Linked DNA regions of Mus musculus: region 2 is linked to region 1. Evidence: chromatin loops called from intact Hi-C (ENCODE). Cell type or tissue: left cerebral cortex. All regions are shown on one strand. Links, peaks and the distances in the headings refer to the core of each region. The heading gives the core; the rest is flanking DNA.

The links. Peaks named below come from ENCODE experiments on the same cell type or tissue, not always from the same donor. Only the 100,000 strongest peaks of a DNase experiment are listed, where the experiment ranks them.
Region 2: it touches region 1 in a loop (4-fold over the local background); 8 of 42 quality-filtered maps call a loop at or near these places.

The regions. Positions count from the first base shown.
Region 1 is chr12:87,235,309-87,244,066 of GRCm38, reverse strand. It overlaps Noxred1 (NADP+ dependent oxidoreductase domain containing 1), which reads left to right and starts at 5,466. Exons shown (of 8, transcript NM_027744.1): 1 at 5,466-5,492; 2 at 6,631-6,759. Vipas39 (VPS33B interacting protein, apical-basolateral polarity regulator, spe-39 homolog) reads left to right here. Exons shown (of 20, transcript NM_001142580.1): 17 at 1,495-1,581; 18 at 2,041-2,130; 19 at 2,726-2,830; 20 at 4,231-5,192. The coding sequence ends at 4,251. In left cerebral cortex, for the core only: no CTCF peak of the experiment used is centred there; DNase peaks (open chromatin) are centred at 1,585, 5,037, 6,770 and 6,993.
Region 2 is chr12:87,124,831-87,133,638 of GRCm38, reverse strand. Pomt2 (protein-O-mannosyltransferase 2) reads left to right here. Exons shown (of 21, transcript NM_153415.4): 5 at 171-279; 6 at 1,808-1,967; 7 at 3,244-3,350; 8 at 4,604-4,686; 9 at 6,228-6,337; 10 at 8,761-8,808. Among named protein-coding and RNA genes, the nearest start is that of Gstz1, 18 kb to the left of the region's middle. In left cerebral cortex, for the core only: CTCF peaks have their summits at 1,825 (motif pointing left) and 4,093 (motif pointing left); DNase peaks (open chromatin) are centred at 1,859, 3,166 and 7,557.

The DNA of each region.
Region 1 (8,758 bases), core at 759-8,758:
AGCCTGCACACCTAGGGGGGTGGGAAGAGGGAACTAGTACTGCAGTTAGAGATGGCTGAGATGGCTGGGAGCCACCATGTGGGTGCTGGGAATTGAACCTAGCTCCTCTGGAAAACCAGCAAGTGCTCTTCACTACCATCTCTCCAGCCCCAAGAAATTTAGTATTAGTAAATTATATTATCATAAATATCTGCCATATATACATCACTTTTAAATTAGCTCTTTACTGCTTTTAGGGTTTTGTTTGTTTGTTTTGATTTGTTTTGTTTTGCTTTTAGATTTATGTGATTCATTGTACCATGTAAGTGAGAATTATAGATAGTTGTGGGCCACCATGTGGGTTCTGGGACTCGAACCCAGGGCCTCTACAAGAGCAATGGATACTCTTAATTTCTGAGCCATCTCTTCAGCCCCTGTTTTCAATTTTTATATTTATATATTTTAATTGTATATTTAATTTATTAGGATCCAATATAATCTATCCAATCTTTGGATACGATTGTATTCTCTATTAATATATTATATATATATATATTATGTGTGTATATATATTTATGTACACATACATATGTGTACATGTGTATATGCATACATATATACATACATATATAAATATTATATATATTTGAAAGTTGATCATTATGTACTATAAAGTGTGCAGTATGGAATTTTGGTTTTTATATTGGAATGATTACTACAGTTCATACTAATAGCATCCATCCTACATCACCCGTGTTATGTGTGTGTGTATGCATTGCATGCACACACAGTTTTCTTTTTCAGGATTGGTTTGGTTATTTGAGATCTTTTGTGGTTCCATATAAGTTGGTTTAAAATGTAAATATAGTTTTTCATTCTAGCCTTGAGAATTTTCTGATTTTTCTTCTTATTTATTAACTACTAAAGAAAACCACACTCACAGAAAAATTGACACTGTATATGAAAGTGTCTAAGTATATGAGACTGAGAGGGTGAGGGCTGTGCTCGTGGTCATGGAGGGCATAGGCAGCATGTGCAAAGTTGGACTCACTTCCCAGCACAAACACCTTAAGAAGAGGTTCAGATGTCACTGTGTCCGTGTTCCAACCTCATTCAGGGAAATTCATGGTTGTCAGTAGCTTCCTAGATCCTACTGTATGAGTTTACAAATAAGTAATTCCTTATGCATGTAAAGGTGGAGAAGTAGAATTTTTTGTACTTAAAAACTTATGGTGTATATGTTATTCATTACTTGTTCCATTTTGGAACATTTCACAGACTGTTTCCATGCATTACTGTCAAGATCAAAGACCTCATTTTATTATATATGTCTTACTCTTTTCTCCCCTCTACACTCCTTGGCTTTTCTAAGAAAGTTCATCTCTCACGGTTTCTCTACCCCTCACCTCTTCCTGTCTGTCTACCATGCTTCTCTGATATGACCATGAAAGGCACATGAGCTGAGGCCAGTGTGTTAATGATGTCTGGCCCACCTGTTGCTGCCTTTTCTTCCAGAACTGGTTGGGTTACACCAAGAAGAGAGCACCCATTGGCTTCCATCGAGTTGTGGAAATTTTGCACAAGAACAGTGCCCCTGTCCAGGTAATGGCTTTGAAAAAGAGCTAGTGGTGGGATGTGAGCTATCCTCATGGTGGCACTGTGGCTGTGCGAGGCCTGACATAGAAGAAAAAGGACATGGAGAAACAAAGTAATTTCAGGCCCTCTTTGAGGAACAGCTCCTGTGCTTAGCCATATAGAGAACTATGTACTGTTCAGATAATTGAGAAGAATTCCCTATAGCCTAGGAGCAGTAGGCCTACCCTGGCCCATCTCTAGAGTGCTGTGGCCTCTGGACCTGGCTGCAGGGTAAGGAGGACTGCTCTTCCCTTTCTCCTGAGGTAGCAGGGAAGTGCTGCTGAGCATCCCCGCTTCCACTGTAAAACTGTGCTTCACGTTGGCTTTGCAAACACGGGGTGCTGAGTTCTCCCTTGTTTACAACTTGCTTTTTCTACCCAGGGAGCCCCGTGTCTCTGTCATTAATCAGAGAATGTTTTCCTACAGATACTGCAGGAATATGTCAATCTGGTGGAAGATGTGGACACCAAGTTGAACTTAGCTACTAAGTTCAAGTGCCATGATGTCGTCATTGATGTGAGTCTGCAAGAAGGGAGAACCCTGAGTTAGGTCCTGGGTGAAGAATCAGAAATACAGCCTTTGCCCCAGATCTGAAATCTTCCAGCGGCTTTGACTGAACAGTCAGAATAGTCTGGCGAGAATTAGTTTGGAGACCAACACTCCTGTATTGTTTTCCCGGTCTCCGAATTGAATTCTCAGCTTTTAGTTTTTTGAAGTCATTAAAACTAAATGAAGGGGCTGGAGAGATGACTCAGTGGTTAAGAGCACTGACTGCTCTTCCAGAGGTCCTGAGTTCAAATCCCAGCAACCACATGGTGGCTCACAACCATCTGTAATGAGATCTGATGCCATCTTCTGGTGTGGCTGAAGACAGCTACAGTGTACTCATATAAATAAAAAATAAATAATATTAAAGAAAAAAGAACTGAATGAAGCTATGTAAGCTCTGTAACAATCTCCAGCTTGGGGTTCTCTGGGTGCTTTATGCACATCATCTTACTCTCGTCTGCTGTCTTTTTCTTGAGCCCAGGAGCAAAGAAACCGTGGCAGAAAGAGTGAGTTCTGTATAGAGAGAGGCTGAGTAGGAATTTGATTGTGTTTTTTTGTACAGACTTGCCGAGACCTGAAGGATCGTCAGCAGTTGCTTGCATACAGGAGCAAAGTAGACAAAGGATCCGCCGAGGAAGAGAAGATTGACGCCATTCTCAGCAGCTCGGTAACCTACCCTCCAGGCAGCCTAGGAGAGCATGCACAGGGGAGCAGCCAGTGTATGCTCCAAGATCTAGGCAGATGCACTGAGCTGAGCCACATGGATACAAGACCCACCTGTGGGATGGAGGAGCAAAAGTACTATTTTTGAACAGTAGAAATCACTTTTGAGATATGAATTGGCAAGTTCCAGGCTAGTAAGAGACCCTGTTTCAAAAAAACAAGGTAAAGCCGGGCAGTGGTGGTACACGCTTTTAATCCCAGCACTTAGGAGGCAGGGGTAGGCAGATTTCTGAGTTTGAGGCCAGCCTGGTCTACAGAGTGAGTTCCAGTACAGCCAGAGAGACCTACACAGAGAAACCCTGTCTCAAAAAACCAAAACCAAAACAAATCAAAAAACAAACAAACAAAAAACCCCAAGGTAGATAGCATGTGATACATCTGATCTGTCCTTAGCCCATGTGCATCTGTACACACAGAGAGTTAAGAAATACTGAAGTGAGATATGAAGACCTCAGCATGGAGCATAACTGTGGTGCACTGATCATCATTAGACCTAATAGAGATCAGGAACGACACAGCACCTGATAGAGACTCAGTAGCCAGGCGTATGATCCCTCTAGGCTGTGACCTGCCTGTTGGAAATAAGAAAATGAAATAGAATTAGCTATTTCAAAAGTCCTGGTTATCCGTATGAAATCACTGAGCTTTTCATTAGCATAGAATTTAATATTAGGTATTTGATACCTGTGCTTAGTCACCTAATACTAGTGAATCTTAGCACTAAGGAGGGCAAAGCCAGATTAATGCTCTAAACTGGCAATCTGTAAAATACAGAACAGGTATTTAATCTTTCTCTGGATAAATGAACTCCCACATGCTAAAAAGAAAAATCTTCTAAGGTGATGGTTAATCAATAAAGTACTTGCCATGTATACACAAGGATCTGAGTTTGGTCCCCAGCACCCACATAAAGGCTGGACACATGGCATGTGCTTGAATTCCCAGCACTAGGGAGGCAGAGGCAGCAGATCTCTGGGGCTCACTGGTCAGCCCAGCCTAATTGGCAAGTTCCAGGCTAGTAAAAGAGCCTATTTCAAAAAACTAGGTAGATAGCATCTGATATGTAAGGTTGATCTCGGTACACACAGAGTTAAAAACTGATTCTTTGCTAGTGCATGTCCACAATCCCTCACACTTGCAAGTTAAGGCAGGAAGATCAGGAGTTTGAGGTTAGACTGCAATATACACTGAGTTCCAGGCTAGACTGGGCTACATAGAGACACCCTGCCCCAAACAGACAAAAGAACTCAACAGTCCCAATCCCATTCTGATTTTCATCTCCTCTCCCTCACTGTAGTGGTAAGTGACAACTGATCATGCCTTCCTTGTCTGCTTTCTTCACAGCAAATTCGATGGAAGAACTAAGGGTCCTTTGCTACCCTGAAGCCTCCTCGCTTCTTACTTTTCTTTCTGCCTATGAAAACAGAGAGCTCTCTTCTTAGGAGAGTCACAGCATTCTACACGTGAGCCTGTCATTCACAGGCAGTGCCTGCTGGTTTAGGGACAGAAACCAGCCTTTGAGCACATGTATCTTCAGACTGATCTGTCCAGGGGACATTACTTACAGGCCAGTAGCTAAAGGCTCGGACTCTCAAGAAAGATGCTCTGCACCGGTGCCTGTGGAAAGGTGGGGGCCCATCCTGGGCAAGATGCCTGTGCTCAGAGAAAAGTGACCACTCCAGAAACACGTCGGGACTAAGCCACAAGTGTCTCGGGGTGGCAGTGACATTCCTCTGTCCTTTCAGCTGTTCTTACCCAGAACCTGGTGTTGGGCATAGGCATTTCACTCTAAAGGAGTCAGAACAGAACTAAATTGACTCTTCAGGGGCCTCGGAAAGGGATATCAGTATTGCTCAGGACCTGCTGGAAACCAGACCCAAGTTCTCAAGACACAGGGCCACTCATCAATGACAGACACTTCCTACACATTGTGTACCTTCAGCCAGTATCTACCTGCTGTCACGGCACTGTCCCTGTCAACTTTGTGTAGGGACGTGTGAGGGATATAGGGTCCCTCTGACACCTGCACACTGTCCAGGTGGTGAGCCATCTGCTTCAGCACGTCTTCTGTTTCTGTGTCAGACACAGTCTTACATGGAATTCAGATTCACCAGTGCTGGAGCGCTCTTTCAGGCAAAAATCATTTCACCAGAAGCAGCCACAAGTAGCACCTTGTTTAGATATCTCCGTAGAGGCCCTGTTAGCCTGCTGGGGACTTGAGCAGTGTTCCATTCTGCCCTGTGCCTCCCTGAACAGGATTTCCCTGACATGCCTACACTCCTAATAAAACTGTTGCATTCCTTGTGCCTCCTCTTCCCCATCTGGTTACTTAGTCCATAATGATGATGTAATTGCACCTCTGACTATCAGCAGCCTGTCATCACATTATAGTGTCACAGTATCCCAGCAAGGCAGGAGGATATGGTTAATAGCACTAGTACAAGACACAGAAGACCTGAGTTCTTGCCTCAGCAATCTTGCTGACAAACTAGTGCTAGGGAGAGGGCCCTTGTTCTGTGGACCCATCTTCATCTGTAGAAAAGTAGGACCGAAGTCTGACTGGCGTTCTACACTCTTGACAAGTGGGTGAAGGGGAAGGAGACCAGGTAATGTACACCGCATGCAGCATGCTCTAGGCTTAGCTAAAGGCATGGAAACATCTGAGCTGCAGGAAACATTTGGCAATGTCTGAAGGCACTTTTTACTGTCAAACTTGGGAGTGTGTTGCTAAATACCCAGTCACGCACAGGACAGGTCCCCACAGCAAGAATTATCCTGCCAAAAACATTAGTAATAGCAGTGTTTAATCCTACTTTTGGGGGGGGGGTGTCTGTGCCTTTCACCATGTCTGAAGACCCGAGTTTAATCATTAGACCCCACCATGGTAGAACTTGAGAACTGACTCTCATAAATTGTCTTTTGACCTTCACATGTCTGTATGCGCACACACTATGCATAGAGATGATAAAGATTTCTACTTTAAAGGGATCTGCATTTTGCAGTCATCCACATTTCCAGGTAGCCTCATACTTGATTACTTTCCTCTGTGTCCTTTCTTACTGTTGAAGAAGTGGGTTTAATTTGTTACAGTATCAGATGTAGTGGAGAAGCAGAACCACTGAGGGTGTAGATAGTTATCTATCCAACCTCCTGGTATACGTTGTTACAGGGATGTGAACCCAGTCAAGATGGCGGCTAACACTCTGTATAAAGCAGTTGCTTTTGTGCCTGGTGAGAGACTGAATTTTTCAGGGAGAGAGGTGAGAGAGGAAAGATAGCTATAAAGGGACACAGGGCTTGGCTAGAACTGAGAGTTACTGTCTTAGGACTACCATTGTTGTGATAAAACACCATGACCAAAGCAAATTGGAGAGGAAAGGGTTTATTTAGATTACACTTCTAGATCACTGTTCATCAATGAAGTCAGGACAGAAACTCAAAGGGCAGAAACCTAAGGGCAGGGGCTGAAGCAGAGGTCATGAAGGAGCACAGGTCACTGACTGGTTTGTTCTTCATGGCTTGCTTAGCCTGCTTATAGAACCCAGGACCATCAACCCAGGGATGGCACCACACACAATGGACTGGGCCATCTCCCATCAATCACTTATTAAGAAAATGCCTTATAGCTGAATCTTACGTTTCCCTCCCTTCAGATAACTCTAACTTGTGTCAAGTTTACATAAAACCACTCAGCACAGAGGCTAGGATGCATGCCTGAAACCTCAGTAGAGTAATATGTTGCAGGAACAGTTGGTGGTCTTTGTCATGGAATTGAATATGACCTGGCCCAGGAGTGAGCCCCATAAGGAAGGCCAGGAGCAGGTGGAGCAGTTACAGGCCTAGCTACTGAACGACACCAAGACATCCAACCAGGTAAGTAACAATGTGGCATCGCAACTCAAAACAGGAACTGGCTGCTATTTTATTTCCACATGCTAGATTCTTCACAACATCCCTTGTGGTACTCTCTAACCAGAAACATACAAGGAAGGGATTCTGGAAAGCATTTTGGTCTAACCAAGTTGCCATGTTACAAAGCTGTAACACTGAATCTCCATTTTTAAGAATGTACAAACGTGTGTCTAAAATTGACATCTGCAGGATGCTGTGTTAGTCATACAGGTCTGGCAGCTTTTGAGTTCCTCTTTCATTTAGAACAGGAAACATCACTTGCAAGAATGTGACATCCTGCTGTGTCCATTTCTGTAAGAGGGGACTAGAGAAGCCAAACATAAAAGGTGACAAATGGTACGATTTATTTTTATGAATTATCTGAACTACGTAAATCTGTATGTAGGAATCAATAGTGGTTCCAGGAGTTTGGAATTGGAGAGGAGTGGGGAGTCAAGGCTTAATGCAAATAGGATTTCTTTTTGTGGGTATAAAAATGAGATAGTCCCCGAAATCATGTAGCAGGTTCCATGCTATTGTGAGAGTTTAAGTGAATTGGTGTGTTGTGCTTCTACCTCAACTGCTGAGTACTGAGGGAAGGCTAAGCAAGCTCTGAGCTTGCAACATGGCCGGATTATGCTCACTGCCCAAAAAGTGAAAGGAAAAGTGCATTCCTGTGGAACATGTATTCTGCCTTCAGACTAGAACAGGAGGAATGGTTTACTGTGTACACAGTAGGGTGAAACAGTGTAGACCAGAACTACCTCACAGACTAAAGTTTAAGGAGTCATCTGCAGGAGTCACTATTAGGAAGGAGGACCTGATGGGGCAACTCCAACCTGATGAAAGACAACACAAGACAGTGACCTGAGTCACACACAGGCTTGGCATGAACTCTTCTGTGATAGTCATCCTCTTCAGGAAGAGCGTGAGAAACTTTAAAATTAGAAAAAATAAGGCTGCCACTCATCCTGGACCTGACATGCTTCTTACTGAGATGTGCTGGTGAAGAATTCTTGGAGACCCAGGGTTTCCATCTCTCATCATGGGACTCCATGTCTCATTATGAGGTTTGTGAGAGAATCACCTGTCCTTAGCTTGAATAATGATTATCCTCTTAACAATTAATTATGTACAATTGCTACCTCTTCAAAAAAGGATTCATTGTTAAATTACCATTTTTGATGTTTTCATATTTAAATTTCTGATTTGTTTGAAATATTCTGACAAGAAACAGAAACAATCTTTTTTCTCTTTCTTTATTTTGTATTTTTTTTTCTTTGTACTCTAAATCCAGCAAATAAACTTGCAAGTGACATGTAAAAAAAAATGAGATAGTCAGAGCTGGAGAGAAGGGTCCATTGGTTCAGAGCACTGACTGCTTGTGGTGGTTTGTATACACTTGGCCCAGGGAGTGGCACTATTAGATGAGGCCTTGTTGAAGTAGGTGTGTCACTGTGGGTGTGGCCTTTAAGAACCTGTCCTAACTTCCTGGGAGCCCATATTCTCCTGTTTGCCTCTCAGCTCCTCCTGCATCATGCCTACCTGGATGCTGCCATGCTCCCACTTTGATGATAATGGACTCAAGCTCTGAACCTGTAAGCCAGCCCCAGTTAAATGTTATCCTTATAAGAGTTGCCTTGGTCATGGTTTCTGTTCACAGCAGTAAAACCCTGAGATACTGCTTTTACAGAAGTCTTTAATTCAATTCCCAGCAACCACATGGTGGCTCACAACCATCTATAATGTGTAATGTGGTCTGATGCCTTCTTCTGATGTGTCTGAAGACAACTATAGTGTACTCATATAAATAAAATAAAAAAATCTTAGAAAAAAAATGAGATAGTCACACAACATTCTGAATGTACTACTAAATTGTTCATTTTCTTTTTTTTAATTATTTTGGTTTTTTAAAGATTTATTTATTTATTTATTTATTTATTTATTTATTTATTTATTATATATAAGCACACTGTAGCTG
Region 2 (8,808 bases), core at 809-8,808, 110 kb after region 1:
ATACACAGAATAATGATAGTGAGCCCCAAGCTGAGTCCTTCCCCTTGCTGTTAGTCTAGTGGTGATCAAGGACTCAAGACTGCTAGATTGTTTCTTCTTGTTAAGAGTGTTTATTTTCAGAGATCTCTTTCATGACTCTGCATTTTGACCAGCCAGCTCCTGTTTTTCAGACACAGGATGCCTCACTCTATCCCAGTACATCCTCCTTGACCCCATCCTGATGTTCTTCATCATGGCGGCCATGCTGAGCATGGTCAAGTACAACTCCTGTGCTAACAGGTCAGCAATACCATCTCGGTTGGGGTGAGAGGGTGGGGGTCAGAAGCCATGGCAGCCCCAGAAGTTTGATTGTGCCAGGGCCAAGCGGGTACTTAAAGGATTTTGATTCAAGCTGAGTTTAAGAGGAGCATGCTTTTCATTTGTTTGTTTTTTAGATAATGAAAAATTAATTTTAAAATGTTTTCTCTAATGGATGCTTGTAGTTTGGGTTTTCACAAGACTGAGAAGATGTCAGTTGTTAAGAGGTGTTTTAATGTTCAAGTCGGTCGGTATCCAAGGGCTTATGGGTATTACGGGAGTCCTGATGCTGCCTCCTCACAGTGCCTTATCAGCTGCCCCTTATCGCCAGTGCTGCTCCAAGGAGCTCAGGGACATCTCATCCTGCGCACTCTCCATCCGGGGTAGATACTGCCTCAGACCCACTTGTCTCCCTGCCTCAAGGCTGCCGTCCATGCTGACATGGCGAATTCTCCGTACCAGCCAAGAGGACCCTCCCAGACCCAGCTTTAAAACTGATCTGGAGTTTGGTCTACTTTCAGAACCCTTCTATTTTTCTGGATCCTTCTCCTGCCTTTGAGGGAGTAGAGTAGGTCATTCCATATTTTCAAAGTTCAAAAGAGCTGGTATATCCTAGGCTGTCCCAGGAAGTAATGTGTTTTGACCCAGCCAGTGACTAGCAGCCTACTCTGGTTTAGTGTTATCTTATGTTTCTTCCACTTCAGTTCTACCTGCTTTTTAAAAAGTAGTATCACGGGTTGAGCCCAGGGCCTCGTGTTTGGCAAGCCTCCGTCAATGAGCTGTATCTCCAGACCCATCTCCTATTTTATGAATACATACTATACGCCAGGTACCATGCCAGGAGAGAAGGGCAGAAGAACTAGGGTGCTGGCCTTAAGAAGTATTCATTCTGGCAAGGGAAGTGGCAGATGGTCAGGAAATCAGCTGTCAGTACAGCAGGCTGATAAGGAACATCAACATTGTAGCTGATTGCCTGCCTTGAACTGTGGTCATCTCATGCAAGCGACATTGCTTAGACTCTTTGTGCTTCTGTTTCCTTATGTATAAAAAGAGGATAATGAGCTCTGGCTTACGGGGGTATGATGAGAATAGGGGGATAATTCTTGGAGTAGTGCCTAATATGTAATGAACATTCAACAAATGCTCTTTGGCAGGCCCAGAGGTGACACAAAGGATAAGTCTGACTTGAGTCCAGAGAACTTTTCTGGGATTTCCTCTTATGTCTCCCGGACTTGTTGCTAGTAAAGAATAAGTCTCTACATAGAAGGGCCTATGCTTAGCCAGGAGTAGCATGGAGCCTCCTCCACAGAACAACATGCTACTTTCTCTCACAGTGACTTGCCTGTAGTTTGAGGGCCTTGATGGAGCACAACCTCCTTGAAGCCTTGCCACAGTCCCCTGGTGTTAAGAACCCCCCAGGCTTAGGTGCAGCATAGCCCATCTAGGTGGTGCTCTTGATTTCCAGTTTGTTTCTAGTAGCCAAACTAAACTTTGTCTTATTGGTTTCTAGGCCTTTCTCTGCCCCCTGGTGGTTCTGGCTCAGCCTGACTGGCATTAGTCTCGCTGGTGCTTTAGGGGTCAAATTTGTTGGCCTCTTTATCATCGTGCAAGTGGGGTTGAACACTATTTCAGACCTCTGGCATCTGTTTGGAGACCTCAGCCTTTCACTGGTGAGAACTCAAGCGCTTGTGGAAATGTCTTTGTTCCACAGTGCTGCTTACCATTAGCCTCTCTCTGCTTCTGTCTTAGGGAGAAGGAGTGGCTGTGCCCTGTGCTCTGTGTCTGGGCCATGGACAGATGGACAGACACAGCTTTCCTCTGTAGACAGCAGGATATCAGGGAGTGGGGCTGGAGTGGGGCTGGAGTGGTATAAAGGGAGCAGTGGAGTGACAACCTGCCGTTCTCTTTTGTCGTTGCTTCCCCCCACTCCCTCCATTTCTTTTAAGTTTCCCAGCCAGCCAGAAGAGGCTGTTGAGCTGGACTCAGGCCAAGGCCAATGAGGACAAATGACTGGGATGATTCTGAACTTCTGAATTTACAATTTCTTTTTCTGACCAAGGGTTTCTGTATATGGAAACCAATTAAACACTGTTAGGATTTTTAAAATTACTATATTAGTAATCAAGAGTTGATTTAGTGCCAGACACTGTATAAAATGGTTTGCCTTTTTATATTATCATTAAAATCTTATGGGTGGGTGTTCATTACCATTCACTGATTAGACAAATGAGGAATTTGAAACCCTGAGAGAGAACTTTCCCAAGGTCCTACAGGTATTACAGGTGGTAAGAGGGAAATCTATGACTCAAGCTTGGGTTAGGCAAGCTCCAGGGCTCAACTACCAAATTTCTAACATGTCAACATGTTTATTCCTTCAGAAAAGACATAGAGACCATTTACTAAATGCAGAGTGCTGGGAATGTATGGGTGACTACAACATGATCTCTGCCCTCTGGAACCCATGGAGGGGGTTGTAGGAGGGGAGGAGAGAAGAGGAGAGGACCTATTACAATCCTACTTTGAATAGAGCCCAAGCTCAGGTGCTCCAAGGAGCCTTGTGAGGTTAAGGCCAGCAACAGTTGGCCATGTGATAAGGGGTTGGCATAGTCAGTACAGGGAGCCTTGGCAAACTTTAGGGAAAGTTCAGTGAGCTGGAAGCCATTGTTCAACAATAGCCTTACCTTGTCAGTGGTCACGGGCTCAGTGCCTGGAAGGACAACAGGGAGCTGGCCTATATTATCTCCTTGAAGTGTATGTGTGCATGTGCGTGTACATGTGTGTGTGCATGTGTGTGTGCATGTGTGTGTGGAGGAGTAGGTGTGTGGGAGGGTGGAGGGTAGTATAGAAAGAAAGGCTTAGGGTTTCCGCTTACTATTCTTTCCAATGTGACTCATGCTGAGTATAGAGAAGATTCGTGTGCACACCCCTGTGATGGTTCTGTTGCAGGTGACTGTGGGGAAGCACCTAACTGCTCGCATCCTGTGCCTCATAGTGCTGCCTTTGGTGCTCTATGTGACCATTTTTGCTGTTCATGTCATGGTGCTGAATAAAAGGTACAGCCAGAACCTTTCCCTTCTTGCTTCTGGTCTTTGTCTGACACCTCAGCCTATATGGGGGCGGTGTGATTCCCAGGCCTGAGGTTAGGATGAAGGTGGGGACACTCTCCTGCTCCCCTGTGCTTTCTCTTCTGCATACCCTAAGGTATGCTCAGAAAACCCAGCACCCAAAGCCACAATTAAAGGAGGCAGAGGATTCCCTAATAGCCTCAGTGTTCCTACTCTCTAATTGAAGGGAGGCCTTTCACTTTAGCGGGGATGGATACCAGGGTTGCAGTGCTGTGCTGATAACCAGGACACCAACAGTAACAACTCATTTAATAAGTAGCTACTAGTTGCTAAGAACTGGGTTTAGCCGGGAGTGGTGGTGCACGCCTTTAATCCCAGCACTCAGGAGGCAGAGGCAGGGGGATTTCTGAGTTCAAGGGCAGCCTGGTCTACAAAGTGAGTTCCAGGTCAGCCAGGGCTACACAGAGAAACCCTGTCTCGAAAAACCAAAAAAAAAAAAAAAACAAAAACAAAAACAAAAAAAAAACCCAAAAAAAACAAAACAAAACAAAAAAAAAAACTGGGTTTAGCATTATGCACAGCCTCAATTAGCTATCATTATTAGTGAGTTCTTTTGGCTTTTTAAAAATCGCCTATTTATAAATGAAGAACTATGGGGCTGGAGAGATGGCTCAGCAGTTAAGACCGCTCTTCCAGAGGTTTAGAGTTCAATTCCCAACAACCACATGGTGGCTTACAACCATCTGTAATGGGATCCGATGCCCTCTTCTGGTGTGTCTGAAGACAGCTGCAGTGTGTGCATTTACATAAAAATAAATAAATAAATCTTTAAAAATTAAAAAAAAGAAGAAGAACTAAGGTTAAATAAGGCTAGGAGCATTGCCCACGTCACGAAGCTCATAAGGTGGAATTTAAATTGTAGTTTCTCCAACTCTGTCATCCTTGTTTGTTTCATGAGATCACCCTGCCCTTCACATTTTCAAATCTCCTCTTGAAGTAACTAAGGGCTATTGAGAAATGGCAGCTTTGTTTGTTTTGTTTTGTTTTTTGAGACAGGGTTTCTCTCTGTAGCCCTGGCTGATTTGGAACTTGCTTTGTAGACCAGGTTGGCCTTGCACTCACAGAGATTCTCCTGCCTCTGCCTCCTGAGTAATGGGATCAAGGGTGTGCGCTCCCACCACCTGGCTGGACATGGTAGCATTTACTTTCTTGACTCTCTTGTGCTTCTTCTTTCTGCACAGTGGTCCTGGTGATGGCTTCTTCAGTTCTGCCTTTCAAGCCCGGCTTTCAGGGAACAGCCTTCACAATGCTTCTATCCCTGAACGTGAGTGTGCTGACATGAGGCTTTCCTGGGAGTTGAACCTAAAAAGCTAAGCCTGAAACTTGGGTTTTGTTTATTGGGGTTTGTTTGTTTGTTTGTTTGTTTGTTTTGTCTATAAATAGCAAATTGGGAGAGAGAAAACCCAGCATTATTATAGTATGCAAAAGAACTTTGTAGCTCTCAAAGCCAGCACTGTAAGAAGGCCATTCTGAGAGAATGTGGTCACAGAGCAAAGCCTTGCAGCAGCAGTTGTAGGCTGCACCAGTTTTTTAATAGTTTTGTGCATACATACATACATATACAATTATGTACACAGTCACAGGGAATAGTTAGGTGTTCACCTTCCAGGGATAGTCTGACATGACGGACATCCATTCGCGGGTTAAGTACATAAAAGGGAAATACAGAGCCAGGGGAAGAGGCACACACCTTTAATCCCAGCAGAGGCAGGCAGAGCTCTGAGTTTGAGGCCAGCCTGATCTACATAGTGAGTTCCAGGACAGTAAGGGCTTCATAGATTGTCTCAAAGAAAGTAACTCTGAGGGGTGGAATACAGTACTGGGGATTAAAGCCCATGATTAGTCAGTGCTAGGAAGCAGCTTAAGGGGATTCCATGTACACGCATGGAAAGGTTTGCCTTGGTGTCGGACCTGCAGGGATAAGTAAGGGTCCGCAGGCATTGAGGAGCGAGAGGTCGTGTTAGGCAGAAGGGATGGATGGTCAAAGCCAAGGGCAGGGTAAACTCAAGGCCCACATTATATGCTGAGGCTGGAATCTTAAGTTAGGAAGACAGTTGGAACCCAGATGATGAGGGCGTGAGATACTTAAGGTATTGGACAACATGGAAGTTTCTGAGCAGGCCGGCAGCTAGGAATGCTGTGTATTGTGGAGTTAGTATGGCTGGAATAAATTATAGTATGTCTAGGATGATAGGTGCATCCACTAGAAGTCATTTTAGGGCTGTACCTACCATTCAGGGACAGCCAAGAGTATACCCAAGAGGGACAGGCAAGGGAGAAAAAGAGATGGCACCGAGGCTCTGAGAGCAGGATGCCCTTCACTCTCCTGAGTCCCAGTGCCAGGAACACAGTGGTGAGAACCAGGAAGGCAAGAGAAAGCACTGGATGGAGGGGCAGCATCTGGCATTAGTCCTTAGAGAGGGAGCTTTGGACTGAAATTTGTTCAGGGCAGCTTAGGAGATGTTTCAGACGTAAGGCAGTTGACTATACAGAGGCTGGTAAGAGGAGCATGCAAGAGAGAGAGGAATGAGAAGAGAGCTGTGGAAGAGCAGTGCATAGGGGAGTGTGGAGTCTGAAGCAAAGTGCTCGTGCTGGGGCTGGGTTAGGCATGATGTGAATGTGGGGAGCTTCCTCTTGAGTTGCTCCCATTGCAGTGAGAAGGCAATTAGGACTCCAGGCTAGGCTGGCCTGGGCCCCATGATGTCTCTAAGAGGATTGTGAGGCTTATGGCTTGCAGCAGCTCCCCACCCCCCAATCCCTCTTCCCCCAGCCTGGTATCTATCTGATGTCTTTCCCCTCCCCCAGACCTGGCGTATGGCTCTGTAATCACTGTGAAGAATCTCCGGATGGCCATTGGCTACCTGCACTCTCATAGGCACCTCTACCCTGAGGGCATTGGTGCTCGCCAGCAGCAGGTGGGTAACCAGGTGAAGTATGGTGGCAGCCACACTGAACTGCCCTTTGTGACTGAACCTGTCATTCACTTTCTTGCTTGTCATCTGTGGTTCACCCATTTTCTATTGACTGAAGTATTTCCTTGTTCCTTCCCTTCTTTTTGTGGTTAACTTTAGCTTCTTTAGATTTTAGCTCAAGGTTTCCCCTCTGTCTGTCTCATGATTCCTCCCACCCCCCAGATTGGTGCCCTTCCCCCTTTATCAGATCCTTTCTTGCCGTTTCTGCCTACCTCTGGGTAACTTTTTTAAGGGACCGTGAGGGTTTTGCTTCTCCCTTCATTTTGCCAGATCCTGGAATTCTCCTGTGCCTAGCACAGCTCCCGGCCTGGAGAGTGATGAGAAGAGGGAATAGTTCCACAACAGGCTTAGGTCTCAGTTCTACAATGATTTAAGACAGTTAATGTCTATAAAATAAAATCGAAAAGTTTAGAAAAGTATTTTAAAAAAGAAACAAAGCTACTTATAATCTCAGAAGATCTGCATTTTTTTTCAGACATTTTGGAACATTCTACTATAATTAGGTATCTGAGTTCCTAGGAGACCTGTATAAAAACTCCACCTACGGAAACAAACGTTTCTATGGGAATGGGAAGGGGCTATACTTCTGATAAACAGTATTTTTCCTGGGAGAATTTTGATAATGGCTCTTATAAGAACAGAAACCATTCCCTCTGTATGTGCAGGGCCTACAGGACCCTGACATATGTGAACAAATCCCAGTAGATAAACTGGACCTTACTTTGTAAATGTGAGCCAAAATGTTTTAGCTTTTATGTATCCTTAATCATTTGGGTTTTTTTTTTGAGAAACAATGCAAATTCCATTCAAATAACTCAAATATTACCATAGTTTATGCAGAGTGATTTCCCATACGTGCTAGTTCCCAACTTTTTTTTTAAAGTAAATTAGTCGTGTTGAATCTAATTGAAGTTAGAAGAAAAACAGGAAAAAAAATGCCTGCATTTCTGTTGTTTCTATATTTGTTTACATATCTGGCATAATTGTATATTTTTTGTCTTTCTTCTTGGGAGCACTGGAGTTAGCTGCCCTGCTTGGAATCCTGACTCCTCAAACTATATAAGCTGTGTCATCTTGAACAAATGACCTCACCTATTTCTTTGTAATATTGCGGGGGAAGTAGTAGCATCTGTAGCCCAGAGCCGTGGTACTGATTGAGCAGGGTGGGACTTGTCTGATGCTCAGAATAATGCCTGCTGCTGAGTGGGAGCTGCTTTGGGTGTGAGCATTCATGAGCCACTTTTGCATGCTGCTTTAAAAAATGCTCCAAAACATTTTTACCTGTGTATGATACTCTATTCCATGTATACAGTATCATGTTAACTAGTCCTCTTAATAGATGTTTATTTTATGCCTAAGTTTTTGCTGTTAGATCCACCACTATATTATAAACATTCATGAGTTTATACATAGTTTTTTAATAAGTCAATTATGGCTATGGGTTACAGCTTTAGCATGAGATATTTATGGAGCATTTTAGTGTTGTTTACCCACATATTAGGAAAAATAGTAGGTTTGGTTGTTTTTTGTAAGTATGCATGGGATTGAGACGTGGGTACACAGGTGTGTATGTGCATGAGGAGGCCAGATGTCAATGTCAGGTGCTTTCCATAGTCACTCTCCACCTTGTTTTTTGAGAAAGTGTCTTTCACTGAGTCTGGAGTTCACTGGTTTAGTTAAACTGCCTAGCCAGCAAAGCCTAGGTACTGTCTTCTCAGAACACCAGTTTTTTTGTTTTGTTGGTTTTGTTTTGACATGTGTGTTGGGTATCAAACTCAGATTCTCATGTCTGTGCAGCAAGACCTTATCAACTGAGCTGTCTCCCCAGCTCAGGGCATATTTTTTAGTGATTTATTTTTATTTTATGTACATTGGTGTTTTGCCTACACATATATCTGTGTTGGATTCCCTGGAACTGGAGTTACAGGCAGACGTGGGCCGACACGTGGGTGCTGGGATTTGAACCTGGGTCCTCCAGAAGAGTGGCCAGTGCTCTTCACCTCTGAGTCAACTCTCCAGCCCTGAGGCATTATCCTGATGACTTTTTAAATAGGTTAAATCTGCTGCTTCTATGTGGAGACACGTATAATGGTCCTCCCTCAAGACAGCTGAAACTTGATTGACAATATACCAAAAGAAAAAGAAATTTAGCAGTTCTTAAAGGGTAGGGCCTCAAAATTCTGTAAAATGGAGAAAATCTTATTCAGGAGTGCCATTTCTGAGTCCCACTGGGAAATGTGGCTTCCTGGGTTGGTAGCTGGGGATCCTGAAAGATGTTCAAGTGGTGTTAGTTTGCTGGGGAGTGTGCGTGTCCAGCTGTGCGGATCATAATGATACCTCCTCCTTTCCTTCTGCCCTCCACTTAGGTTACCACCTATTTGCATAAGGACTACAACAACTTGTGGATTATCAAG